Regions from separate parts of the Homo sapiens genome. Here regions 1 and 3 are each linked to region 2. Evidence: chromatin contacts called from ENCODE Hi-C or POLR2A ChIA-PET data. All regions are on one chromosome and are shown on one strand. The core of a region is the stretch at or near the end of the contact, and the rest is flanking DNA. Distances in the headings are between cores, read along the strand shown. Region 1 has its middle 17 kb from the start of CITED4. Region 2 overlaps KCNQ4 (potassium voltage-gated channel subfamily Q member 4). Region 3 overlaps NFYC (nuclear transcription factor Y subunit gamma).

The links. A loop is a pair of places that touch in the nucleus more often than their neighbours do. ChIA-PET counts read pairs that join two places held with the same protein, here RNA polymerase II (POLR2A). Pooled maps may share reads with other maps.
Region 1: a loop to region 2 is called in a map of gastrocnemius medialis, with 11 times the contacts of the local background. The contact joins two enhancer-like sites. A Hi-C loop is called at or near these places in 8 of 168 maps with a recorded cell type or tissue (HL-60/S4, HepG2, gastrocnemius medialis and 4 more), 8 of 37 single-sample maps with no recorded cell type and 10 of 50 pooled maps. POLR2A ChIA-PET finds 5 or more read pairs at or near these places in 5 of 52 experiments (HEK293, OCI-LY7, WTC11 and 2 more).
Region 3: a map of posterior vena cava shows a loop between it and region 2 (7-fold over the local background). The contact joins two enhancer-like sites. A Hi-C loop is called at or near these places in 3 of 168 maps with a recorded cell type or tissue (CD4-positive, alpha-beta T cell, naive thymus-derived CD4-positive, alpha-beta T cell and posterior vena cava), 1 of 37 single-sample maps with no recorded cell type and 11 of 50 pooled maps. POLR2A ChIA-PET finds 5 or more read pairs at or near these places in 8 of 52 experiments (CD8-positive, alpha-beta T cell, H1, K562 and 5 more).

The regions. Positions count from the first base shown.
Region 1 is chr1:40,843,360-40,847,722 of GRCh38, reverse strand. No RefSeq gene overlaps it. Among named protein-coding and RNA genes, the nearest start is that of CITED4, 17 kb to the left of the region's middle. Within about 2 kb of position 2,387, at least 2 of the 41 ENCODE cell types and tissues checked have a DNase peak (open chromatin) inside an H3K27ac peak, as active enhancers do.
Region 2 is chr1:40,800,748-40,805,098 of GRCh38, reverse strand. All of the region lies in intron 1 of KCNQ4 (potassium voltage-gated channel subfamily Q member 4), which reads right to left. It also overlaps the pseudogene RN7SL326P. Among named protein-coding and RNA genes, the nearest start is that of KCNQ4, 19 kb to the right of the region's middle. RefSeq lists silencers at 2,624-2,808, 2,318-2,917. Within about 2 kb of position 2,683, at least 24 of the 41 ENCODE cell types and tissues checked have a DNase peak (open chromatin) inside an H3K27ac peak, as active enhancers do.
Region 3 is chr1:40,761,683-40,765,934 of GRCh38, reverse strand. It overlaps NFYC (nuclear transcription factor Y subunit gamma), which reads right to left. Exons shown (of 10, transcript NM_014223.5): 7 at 2,889-3,047. Among named protein-coding and RNA genes, the nearest start is that of MIR30C1, 6.5 kb to the right of the region's middle. RefSeq lists enhancers at 1,422-1,521, 1,622-1,671. Within about 2 kb of position 1,719, at least 3 of the 41 ENCODE cell types and tissues checked have a DNase peak (open chromatin) inside an H3K27ac peak, as active enhancers do.

The DNA.
Region 1 (4,363 bases), core at 1,138-3,637, 43 kb before region 2:
TTGAAAAAAAGCATACTGTCCTTCCTACCTGCCTTCGATTGGCCAAAATAAATCCCATGGCCAAGCCCAAAGTCAGGGGGTTGGTAGAGTGGATGCTATGGGGTTCCACCCAGATCCACCCTTCAGAGCCTGCTGGGAATCTTCTGCTGGCTCACAACTGTGTCACTCATTGGGAATTGCCCTTGGCCACAGGGAACTGCCTCACCCACAGTCATGGCCATGATTGGCTAATGATTGGCTGATGGTTTCCTTTGAAGGAAAACAAAGGCCTGCCTTCTTCCTTCAGTTTAGCACAACTCTTCGGGGATAGATGAGCTCTAGGGCTCCTGAGGATCAGCAGCTACCTCAGTTGCTATCGCATAGTAGATCAACCTCTCCTTCTGTCTAATCCTACCTCCTACCTTCCTTATAGATGAATCTCCTGAGCACACTCCCCTAAAAACCTTCTGCACACCACTCTCTGTCTCGGAATTGGTTTCCAGGAAACCTGCTGTAAGACAGATAGGCAAGTACACACCATGCAAGGGTAACCATGGCAATGGCAAGGAAGGAAGGAAGACTTTCAGACAAAGAATACAATCGACTACAATAGTTACATAAAGGATACATCACAGAGACAGATCTATTTTGCCTGCAGCAAAATGCTAGGCACATGCTCAATGTGTATGTAAGGGGAGAATTGAGGCCACCTCTGGGAGGTTCCCATTTTTTATTGCACTGATTATATTTTGTATATTAGGATTCCAAATAGGTTATGCTGTAGCAAAGGTTCCTGGGCCTTCAAAAAAGGGTTTTCAAATCACTTGGTTCCATGATGTCTATAGCTCTGTTCAGCTCTGCCAGTTGGGATGGGGCAAACCCGAGTGATTCTCAGATCCTGTGCATTTACAGCAGAAAATGCGTCAGGTTGGTGGGTGAAATCCCTGTTGCAGGTGTCATTGGCTGAATTGCATCCCTCCAAAATTCATATGCTGAAGTTCTAACCCTCAGTTCCTCAAAATGTGACTGCATTTGGAGATAGGGCCTTTAAAGAGGTAATCAAGTTAAAATGGGTTTTTTAGGGTGAGCTCTAATCCAATATTACTGGTATCCTTATAAGAAGAGGCGATAAATACATCAACAAGCAAAAACCAACCCCATTAAAAAGTGAGCAAAGGATAGGAACAGACAATTCTCAAAAGAAGATATACAAGTGGCCAAAAAACATGAAAAAATGTTCAGCATCAATCATCACTAATCATCAGAGAAATGCAAACGTAAACTACAATGAGATATCATCTCACACTAGTCAGAATGGCTATTATTAAAAAGTCAAAAAATAACAGATGTTGGCGGGGTTACAGAGGAAAGGGAATGATTATACATTCTTGGTGAGAATGTAAATTAGTTAAGCAATTTGGAGAGTTCTCAGAGAACTAAATATAAAACTACCATTCCACTCAGCAATCTCATGACTAGATATATACCCAAAGGAAAATAAATCATTCTACCAAAAAAACACATGCAACTGTATGTTCATTGTAGCACTCTTCACAATAGCAAAGACATGGAATCAACCTAGGTATCCATCAATGGTGGACTGGATAAAGAAAATGTGGTGCGTATATACCATGGAATACTATGCAGCCATAAAAAGAAGGAAATCATGTCCTTTGCAGCAACTTGAGCAGCTGGAGGTTATTATCCTAAGCAAACTAATGCAGAAACAGAAAGCCAAATACTGCATGTTCTCACTTATAAATGGGAACTAAACATTAGTTACACATGGACATAAAGATGGCAACAATTGACACTGCAGACCACAAGAAGGGAGAGGGAGGGAGGGGATCAAGGGTTGAAAAATGACCTGTTGGGTACTGTGCTCCCTACCTGGGTGATAGGTTCTGTCGTATCCCAAACCTCAGCATCATGCACATCATGCAATATACCTTAGTAACAAACCAGCACATGTGTCCCCAAACCTAAAATAAAACTTGAAAAAAGAAAAGAAAAAGAAAACTAGGAACACAAAGAAGAAGAGGAGGAGGAGGAGGAGGAAGAGGAAGAGGAGATTATTAGGACACAGAGAGAGACCTCAGACCTGTGTACATAGAGAACAAGAGATAATCATGCAAAGATACCAGAAGAAGGCAGCCTCTACAATCATAGGAGAGAGGCCTCAGAATGAAACCAACCCTGCTGATAACTTGGTCTTGAATTTCCAGCCTCCAGAACTTTGACTGTGTGATCATGCACTTCTGTTGTTTAGACCTTCCAGTCCATGATATTTGCTATGCCATCCCACACAGACCAACACACCGTGGTAGCAGCTATCACGGTCCTGCTATACACAGAGGTGGGTGGTAGGGGAAGATGTGCCTCTCAGCTTCTCAGAGGGAAAACGAAACTGTTTTAACAATTGGAGCTGTCAAAAGTACGTGAAATATGGCCCAGTGCAGTGGCCACTGCACTCTGCACTCTCAAAAAAACAAAAGTACATGAAATAAATTATCTAAATAGAGAAATAACTGCATGGGTTTTTTTAGATCTACAAGAGTGTAAACATCGCAACGTATTCAGAGCACCCATCAAAGTGAGCTGAGCCCCTTGGTACAGCTTCTGAGCCTGGGCCTCCAGAGGCCTGATGGCTTCTGCTTTTGCCCTCTTGCCATATGAAGAAGTACAGTCTAATCTACTGGAGGATGAGAAGCTCCATAGAACAGAGATGAGCCGTCTTGCCTGCAGACCAACTCACACCAGATTGCAGACACGTGGGGAAGGCCCTCTTGGGCCATCTAGACCCTGTTGATGCCAGATGATTGCAAGCACATTAGTGACCCCAGGTGAGACCAGCAGAGCTGTTCAGCTGAGTTCACCCCAAATTGCTGACCCACAGAATCAAGAGTAAATAAAATAAAATAGTTGTTATTTTAAGCCATTAAGGTTTTTTGTTGGTGGTTTTTTGTTTGTTTGTTTGTTTGTTTTGGAGACAGAATCTTGCTCTGTTGCCCAGGCTGGAGTGCAGTGGCATGATCTTGGCTCACTGCAACCTCCACCTCCCGGGTACAAGCAATTCTCTGCCTCAGCCTCCTGAGTGACTGGGACTACAGGCGCACGCCACCATACCAGGCTAATTTTTGTAATTTTTAGGAGATGGGGGTCTCATCATGTTGGCCAGGCTGGTCTTGAACTCCTGGCCTCAAGTGATCCACCCACCTCGGCCTCCCAAAGTGCTGGGATTACAGGCATGAGCCACCACATCTGTCCTAAACCATTAAGTTTTAAAATAAGTTGTTACAAAGCAATAGATAAATGACACACCAAGCTAAAATTGTATCTGCTGTCAAGGCCGTATTTGATGACAGTTTGGGGACTCCCAGAGCCACCTGCAAACTCTCCTTGCTGAGCCAGGCAAATTTAGAAGATAAACAGTAGCTGTGCATTGGTTAATTGTGCATCTGTCTCCCCCAGGGGCTGGATGACCTCAGGGCTGTAACTTGTTCTCCCGTGTCTGTTCATCCTGTATATTGTGCTGAGGCAGGGTCTGGCATATAGCGGGTGCTCAATAGACATTTAACTCAATTAGTGAAATGTCATGGGACTTGTTCGGGTTACCAGCACCTCCTGCTCGGGTGACTGCAGCAGTCTCCTACCTGCTCTCCCCACACCCACACTTACTCCCTCAAATACATCTTCCATCCCAGGAAAAAAAAAAAATTCTAAAATGCAAATCTACCCCAGTGTGCTGCCTGAGAAAAATCTTTTATTGTCTCCCCACTGCTATCATGGCTAAGTCCTATCTCTTTGGAATGATTAATGAAATCCTGTAAACTTTGACCCCTAATTCTAAAGTCCCATCTTGCACCCCTCTCTCCGTTGCTGTCTGGGACCAGCCACGGGATTTCTTTCTGTTCCTTTCATCTACCACACTCACTGGTGCCTCTGGACCCTATCACATACTGTGCCTTTTCCTGGAACATCACCACCACTGCCACCACCCCAGTTCCCAGGCCTGGCTCCATCCTACCTGTCCTTCAGTACATTTGGTTGTCCATTTTGTCTGATTGAGAGATGACAAGAAGTATGGATCTACACTGATTTATGGGCAGTGGCTAATGGTTTGGCTGGATGGTCAGGGGTTCAGAAAGCACAGAACTGGAGGACTGGCCATAAGAAAAACTGGGAGAGACTAGTAGATGGACTTTCAGAAATGACACAGAATATGAAGATATTTGTATTCCAAGTAAAATCTCACCCAAAGTCATCCATGGCAGAGGCAGCTCTTGATAATTCGATGGACAAGATGGCACATTGGATGGATGTCAGCCAGCCTCTCTCCCTAGTCTCTCCAGCGCATTCTCCATATGTTTATGTACAATGTGGT
Region 2 (4,351 bases), core at 1,434-3,933:
CTATTCACAGGTGTGATCCCACTACTGGTCAACACGGGAGTTTTGACCTGCTCCGTTTCTGACCTGGGCCAGTTCACCCCTCCCTAGGCAACTTGATGGTCCTCTGTTCCCAGGAGGTCACCATATTTATGCCAAACTTAGTGTGGACACCTGATTGGAATAGCTCACCACAGCCCAGAACTCCTGGGCTCAAATGATCCTCCCACCTCAGCTGCCTGAGTAGCTGAGACTACAGGCACATGCCACTTCACCCTGTGTGACTTTTTTTTTTTTTTTTTTTTGAGACAGGGTCTCACTCTGTTACCCAGGCTGGAGTGCAGTGGTGCAATCACGGCTCACTGCAGCCTCAACCTCCTGGGCTCAAACAATCCGCCAGCCTCAGCCCCCTGAGTAGCTGGGGCCACAGGTGGGTGCCACCATGCCCGACTAATTTATATTTATTTTTTGTAGAGACAGGGTCTCCCCATGTTGCCCGGGCTCGTCTCGAACTCCTGGGCTCAAACAATTCTCCTGCCTCCATCTCCCAAAGTGCTGGGCTTACAGGCATGAGCCACTACCAGCTGATGATGGTGACTTGTATGAGGGGAAGCGGAAGTGGCAAGATATGACCAGATACTGGCTATATCTGGGCACTGAAAGGTCCCTTAGAGATTAACCAACCTTCTCATTTATAGATGGGGAAACTGAGTCCCAGAGAGGGGCCTGGCTTACCTGTGATCATACAGTAGATCAGAGACAGAGTTGGGCCTGGCACCCAGATTTCCTGATTCCTAATGCAATGTTCTTTGGATTTCTCCTCTGTCTGTAGAAGGACTCAGGCACCTGCCTCTCACTCCCACCTCAAAAATTCCCTCATCCTGGGGCCAAGATGGGACCTGCCCCTGCCCTTCCTGCTGCATGTGACTTTGTGGCAGTGGGTTCAAGCATTGCCCAGTTTCCCAGCTACTTGAACCTGGCAGGGGTCAGGGTAACCTCAAAGGAGCCTTCTGTCCTCTGAGTCAGCAGAACCTGTGCACTATATTGGGGGAGGGAGAGGGAGGGAAGAGTCCAAGACAAGGGAAAGAGTTAGTCCTTGCCACTGGGTTCTCAGTACTTCCAGGGCAGAGAGAGCACCAAGAGCTGACAGGGTCGAAGAGGAGCACCGTGGAGGGCAGAGTTCCCTGGGGAGCTCAGGTGCCAAGACTGAGCCCAGCCCAGGAGTTCTGTAGACTCAGCCATTGAGGACCCCACCCAGTGGGTGGTTTGGGGACACAATGAGGAAGAGGGGTTTCAATGCCTTTGTTACTAATAAGCAAAGCAGCATGCAAACTCACAGGCCACACCTGGGGCATCTGGTTACAGCTGCCCTGAGAGCCATGCTCCCAGTGGGAACCCCAAATCCAGGACCAGCCAGACTGAATCCAGTGGGCTTTGCAAGCTGGAAAAGGCTTGCTGTGTGACTCGAGGCCAGGAGCGCAGCTTCTCTGGGCCTGACCCACAGCTAAGGTGGAAGGGTGGTTGGGAGGGTCTTTAACTGGAAGCTGGGAGGACATCTGCAGATACTCTTCTTAGTTTCCTCCGCCTGTAAAGAGAAAGGCTGCCCAGCCTGCAGGCCCAGCTGATGGAGGCAGGATCCTGAGTGGTGGCTGTGAGAGAGGTGTCAGGATTGGGGGGCAGCAGAGGGAGAAGCAGAAGGGCGTGGACACAGCTAGAAAGCTGGGTCGGTGGGTTCTGTCTCCTGACTCCGCCACCAGTCAGCTGAAGACTTGGGAAACTGTGTCTGAGTCTCAGCTTATTCCTCAGTGGGAGGAAGGGATTGGGTGGGAGTCTCTGAGGGCCCTATTTTTTGCTGATCCATCTGGGACTGGCAATTCCAGCTTCCCTAATGGGAAGCAAGGCCGTGGACGGCTCCTGAAGCTGCCAGTCCTCAGGGACTTCTGTGTTCTGGGAGTCCCCAGAAGAGGGTCTTTTACATTTCATTTACATGGAAAGTTTAGAGGGACCTCCTTCTACCTCCAAAACCCTCCCATAATTGAATAATGATAAGCAGAACTTCCAGTAACTTACTAACCACAGAAACCGTGCTGGAGATAGGGGGAAGGGGACAAATTGTATCTCTGGTCCTGATGCCCCCTCCTCTTCTAAATGAGGCAGACAGTCCCTAAATGTATCTCAGTCAAAAGAATGGGCTTGAATTCAGCTCTGCTCTGCCTTGGCTGTGTGACTTTTAGCAAGTTAACTGTCCCTCTCAGGACTCAGTTTCTTCGTCTTTCTAATGGGACCAATGATCCCTGGTCCGGCAGTCTGGAGGCAGGGGTCTCCCCTGGGTGAACCTACAGAGGGGTTGCAGAAAGGCTTGGGTTCACGTAGGGACAAGGGAAGCAGACACCCTGCGCGACTTCTCGGGAGAGGTACGGGTTCCTGCGGGGAGGGCTCCTGGGGGACTCCTCCCCCAGCACAGCCCTCGGCCCCCTTCCCCCGCCCGGGCTCCTTCTCCTCAGCAGGGGCGCCACTGCTCGGCACTCCCAGGTGCCCCCAGCCCGCCTCGGCGAGGGCGGGGCTTACGGAAATGGGCGGGGCATGCCGGGGGCGGGGAATGGTGGGCGGGGCTCTTGCGTCCCTGGGAGGGGCGGGGCTTTGCCAATGCCAGGCCCCGAGAGCGGGAGGGGCCGGGGCGGTGCTGCGGCTCCGATTACCTCCCCGCGGCCTCCCCCGCCCGGCCGGCTACTTTTTCCGTTTCCAAATTAACAATTGAAAACGCGGCGGCCTGAAAGGCGAGCAGCGGGCCAAGCGGAAAGTGTGAAGGTGCCGCCGCGTCCCCGAGGCCAGGGGCGGAGAGGGGGGACGCGACGCCACCGCCGCCTCGGCCTCGCCCTTCCACCTCACAGCACCATCCTAAAGGGCTCTTGGAGTAGGTAGTTTCACGTGTGACCTCAAGTAAGTCATTTCACCTTACGGAGACTCAGTTTCCTCATCCGGAAAATGGGGAGAGAAGACACACCGACCATACAGATAGTGCGGAATAAATTACACAATAGGTAGCAACTATTACTATCTTGTATGGGTAATGATGATAATATTGAGTCCCAAGCCCCCTTCCCCCTCCCATCATAGCCAAAGGAGTTGCCCACCAAGGGAGAATACTGGAGCTGAGGTCCAGTATTCTGGTCCCCTCGCCTCCTCAGGACCTCCCCAAATCCCACCTGACAGATAAAGAAATCAAAGTCGGGTCCTTGCAAAGGGCTCAAAGTCAGGAGTGAGTAGGAAGAACTAGGCCTGAGCCCAGGTCCTGGCCCCGAGGGCCAGGCTGTTCTTACAGAGACAGGTGCTCCCTGGGGCTGGCATCCTGGGCATGGGACCCCTTCTCCTCTGTCATTGTCCAGAGAGGTGAGTGCTGACACAGGGCAGCTGGAACAAATGAGTAGGTAATGGGAAGAGTCCCTGTTCCCAGGCATCCAGCCCAGGCACAGGTGCCAGATGGTAGACACCGGGGATAGATACAGTTCCTGGTTCTCCCGCCCCCCTCAATGTAAGCTCCATGAATGCAGGTACTTGATCTTGTTCCTACTTTCTCTCCAAAACCTAGTGCAGGGCCTGGTGCATTGTAGGTTCTCAATAAATGTTGAGTGAATGAATGAATAAATGAACGAATGAGTAGTCCAGCCAGCTGAGAAAAGCCTCTTATACAACTGCGGCCTCTTGCCTGGCCACTTGTGTGAAGTGGCCTGCTTTGGAGAGGGGGTTTAGGGTGAGTGCCCCTCTCCCCAGCCTGGAGACCTAGGGCAGTGGAATAGCAGGAGAAGAAGACAAAAACTGAGACAGAACAAAGGAGGAGGAGATAGGAGATGTGGTCCCAGAAAGCAGAGTTAAGATCCCCTCTTTCTTCCTAGCCCCTCAAGTCCCATTCCTGGTCAGCCCAGGACTCACCCCCATTCCCCTTCCCCCCAGCCAGCCTCTCACTGACCACCACAATTCCAGCCCCCTATCCCCACCTCCAGTCCACTTACCTTGCAGTCTGAATGCCTCTTCCTCAGCCCCTACCCCATTTACAATCCTACAACAGCTTCTTACTGTTAAAATAGAAAACCCAAGCTCCTTAGACCAGCGTTTGAGGCTGTACACACATCCTAAGCACCAGCGACACTCGACTTCTCCACTCCCTGTACATTTCCACCTTGGTGGCTTTTGTACTGTCTCCCCTTCTTGGGCTGTCTCTCTTCCACCTCATCCATCCATGATCGGCTTTGAATAGAGGAGCTTCTTTAGCCCCTCGTTAGGATTCCAGGGCCCCTGTGGGCCCCCTCAGGCACCCCTTCTCACACTATTCTACAAGAGGGAGAGTGTTCCTACCCGCTTACTCCTCACTGAGATC
Region 3 (4,252 bases), core at 470-2,969, 38 kb after region 2:
GCTACGAAAGCGCCCTTAGAGTCTCTCATGCTTACGATTAAATCTCAGATAATACAATAATACCACATGCTGCATTTAATTGTGTGCTAAAAGCCTTAACTCAGGCTCTTAATGCTCCAGTGTACCATGAAAGTATTAGTGTTTTGAGCTGGGGATGAAAAGAGGACCAAGGCGGTTACCACATCAGAGAACTGTAGCTCAGCAAAGATGATGGTCAGCAGAGGAGGACTGCAGACATTCACACCCTCAATTTAGAGGAAATGAAAGGGGTTCTGGGAGCATGGATAGACTAGGTCTCTATCTGCGGGGTCCAGAAACCACCTGCCCTGGCTGCCCAGCCTGCCTTTGTTGCAAGGGGAAGCTTCTTGTGGCTAACAGGCAAGTATTGCCTCTGCTCTGGAGCAAATTTCCCTCTGGCCTTCAAGAGCTAACTTCACTGCAGGACTCTTCCATGAGGAAAATGCTAATGGGATGAAGCTGCATTCCTGCACGCAGTGTTCAATCAAAATGCTTCTCTGAGACTTCCAGCCTCACAGAATTTGAACTACCGAGAAAAAACGACCTCTCAAGTTCACGGTAGACCATTCCAGAATTGCCCACTTGAGGCAAGATGGAGGGACACCCAATCTAAACCCATTAAAAATCTGGTTCAAAGGAGACAGGGCAAGAGTATTAGGACCTGCAGTCATTTCTTTCCTGAGAATATGCCAAGAGAAGCTGCTGGGAGGCTGTGGTGCCAAGCCTGAATTCCCCACCTAAATCCTATAATGCAGCTTCCTGGCAACAATGTTAAGTTGCTTGTGGGGAGGAAGGCAGCTGGGCAGAAGTTTGGAAAACCTCATCTACAGAGACTGATGGTGGCTAGTTCCAGGAGTCCCCAGAACTCCAGCCAGGGATCACAAGATGAAAAACTAAAGCCTTGTCCCAGGAGTGGGAGAAGGTATACTGACAGCTACAGGGATGTTAAAATTTTCTAGCTGGGAAGAGCTCTTTGCAGAAACCCAAATGTGACTGAAAAGCTGTGAGCCAAATGGTTCCAAGCAGCTCTTCAACAAAGCAAGAAGCTTTCCTTTTTGGCCTAGGTTAAGACATTTGGTGATGATCCGTCCCTCATTCCTCTACAGCAGGACAGGTCTGGGGACCCTCATAGCTTTTTTACATTAATTACAGAGAAAATAAGCTCTGGGTTTTTGAAAGGGAAATAAAGTTTCCTTCCTGAAGCTCATCACTATTAGGAACATTCCAATGAGCTGCCTAAAGAGTCTGGAAATGAAGACTCCTACAGAAGGTGCCTGAGCCAGTGAAGATGAAGTAGTGAATTCTGCAACAAATCTTCTGGGCTAAAGCTCTGTGCCCCAGAGAGTTAAAGTATCTGCAAGGTGGAACTCTTCTCTGTCTTAAATGAACCTGTGGTGGTGCCTTCGCTTGCAAAAATGAGAACCATTCAACAGAAATCTTGGGGTTGAGGACTGAAACAATGAAGCAAGGCAGAGCTCAGTCATCTGCAATCCTGGGTATCGTAAGCACACGTGAGAGAGGTAGAGAAAGAGACATACACACTCCACTTTCCTAAGCTTTCTCTTGGCCTATTACTATGTTAACTTCAGATGAAGAACAATTCCTAAACTGATCTCAGGATACTTTTAGAGTTATTTTCACAGAGGAAGTGGTTAACCAAGTCTACGTGAGTTTCTATACCTGCCTACGTTTCATTTATGACAAAAATGGCAAAGGGCAGGGAATAGAAGGACTGCTCTGTTTCACTCACTTTCCAGTTTTGGGGGGTCAAAATGACCAATGTAAAGACTGCAAGTGTTAAGACAAGGACACATTTTACAAAAGGAGTACAAATAAAAAAGCCAACAAATCTAAGAAATGAAATCCCTCAAGGCACACAGGAAGCAGCAGTCCACAGTAAAGGAATAGATAAGTTATATGAAAGCCAAAAATACACTTTGCTGCAGGCTCCACTGGGAACTGACTCATGAATATGCAACAAGTGTATTTATGGCCTTCCCTATACGCCTCCCTCTTATCCTCTGCTAATCAAATACAGGACTGCCTCACAGGGCCTTTGGGCCTTGGCATGGGTAGTGGTTACAATGATTTCCCTGCATAGGTAGAATGAGGGGAAATCGAGAGAAGCCGCCCAATCGTGGTGAACCTGAACCTAGATTAAAGGAAAGCAGGGAACAAACACAGTGAAGCAAGTTGTGGTCAGGAACACTGGGCATATAGGTTAAAAACAAAACAAACACACACACGCATATATATAAATAAGTACTGAGGGCTGGGCGTGATGGCTCATGCCTGTAATCCCAGCACTTTGGGAGGCCGAGGCGGGCGGATCACCTGAGGTTAGGAGTTAGAGACCAGCCTGGCCAACACTGTGAAACCCCATCTCTACTAAAAATACAAAAATCAGCCGGGCATAGTGGCACGTGCCTATAATCCCAGCTACTCGGGAGGCTGAGGCAGGAGAATCGCTTGAACCTGGGAGGCGGAAGCTGCAGTGAGCTGAGATCAAGCCACTGCACTTCATCAGTCTGAGTGACACAGCAAGACCTGTCTCCTAAAAAGAAAAAAAGGATTATGCATGCGTGTGATATATATCTCTATATATATATCAAGGTATATATATAGCTACAGATATATATATCAAGGTATATATATAGCTATAGATATACATATCAAGGTATATATAGAGACATACATATATATATCAAGGTATATATATAGCTATAGATATATATATCAAGGTATATATATAGCTATAGATATACATATCAAGGTATATATAGAGATATACATATATATATCAAGGTATATATATCTTTAAGTATTTCCTTCTATAAAGTTGTAAAGACAGACCTCAGGGCAGGACTCACCGGGATCTGCTGGATCTCTCCTGTGTTAGTGATGATCTGCTGCATCACCTGCATGGTCTGTCCAGTGCCACTCTGGGCCTGTTGGGCTTGACCCTGTGGCTGAGCCTGGACAATCTGCACCTGCTGACCTTCTCCAACCTGCATTGTCACAGGTGTGGTCTGAAAGGAAGAGTTATGAGAATGCTGCGTGAGTTCAGGCTCAGAGCCCACAGGATTACCGAGAGGTTAATAACGAGCAATGTGCTGGGAGCAAACCCTCTCCATGAATGCCTAAGGTCATCTCAGTACTAGTAATAACCTACAGAGTCCTCTGGGTTTACAGCATTGCTGAAGTTACTCTCCAAAACGAAAGAAAAACCAAAAATATTTTTAGGCTCACAGTACAAATATTTGCATGGGTCCCAAACATAAATCTCTGTGCCCCAAATGCTGCAACTTTTCACAGCCCCTTTAGTGATAAGGCACATACACTACAGAAAAAATCAAAAGCAACCATGACCGTTTACTTCAGAAATAGCCAAAGTCAAGTCTGGGGCAGGTGAATTTGGAGGGGAACATTAAATGGAAAGGGTCAGTATGAATTTATTTAGTTCAGGGTCATGTGCTCTTTCTTAGGCATGTAAGACACTGAGAGAAAAATAAAGCACAGGGGTGCATCTCCAAGGCGGGCCCTAGTGCACGCTGGCTCTCACCCCATTCAAGCTGCAGAGCAATTCCTGCCCACACTGGCCAGATGGCTGCTCTGGACCACAGTATGGCTTCCCAAAGGAGAGCAAACACTGCTAACTCACTGGGCACTGTTAAGACACAGACTCTTAACTAAGTCTACCCCTAATTAATAGAATTTAAGAAAGCAAGAACTCTAACTTTCTAAAAATAGCAATCTCAGATTTAAGAAATTTCTGCCCAATGTGTATGACTTGGCAGATTCTGTCTCTCACACACAATGGTTGTAGTCCTATGAAATGTACTCTTTTGAGACGGTAAAGACACAAGCTGCCAAAAGGGTCAATTATTCTTTCAAATCTCAAACCTTTAGTACTGTTTGTGACTTTTACAGGTTACCTAGAGCAGTGAGCCTATCTGGGCTCATCTGGTGGTGGTAGTGATGGGGGGTGGCGGGGGTGTGGGCGTGGGTGGAGCCTTTTAAACTACACCTGTACACCCAATCCCTGACTTGAATTCCATCACTATCTCTCCTCACTTTGAATTAATCACCTCAATAAGAAGACTATGGAACTCTCAATGAATCATAAACTTCAACCGATGTTGCTATTCTGATGTTCTTAATTCTGACTGCATAGGTTACTGAAAATTACAACTATGCATCCAAAGTTACAAGGGAAGGGGATGTGTTCTGGGAA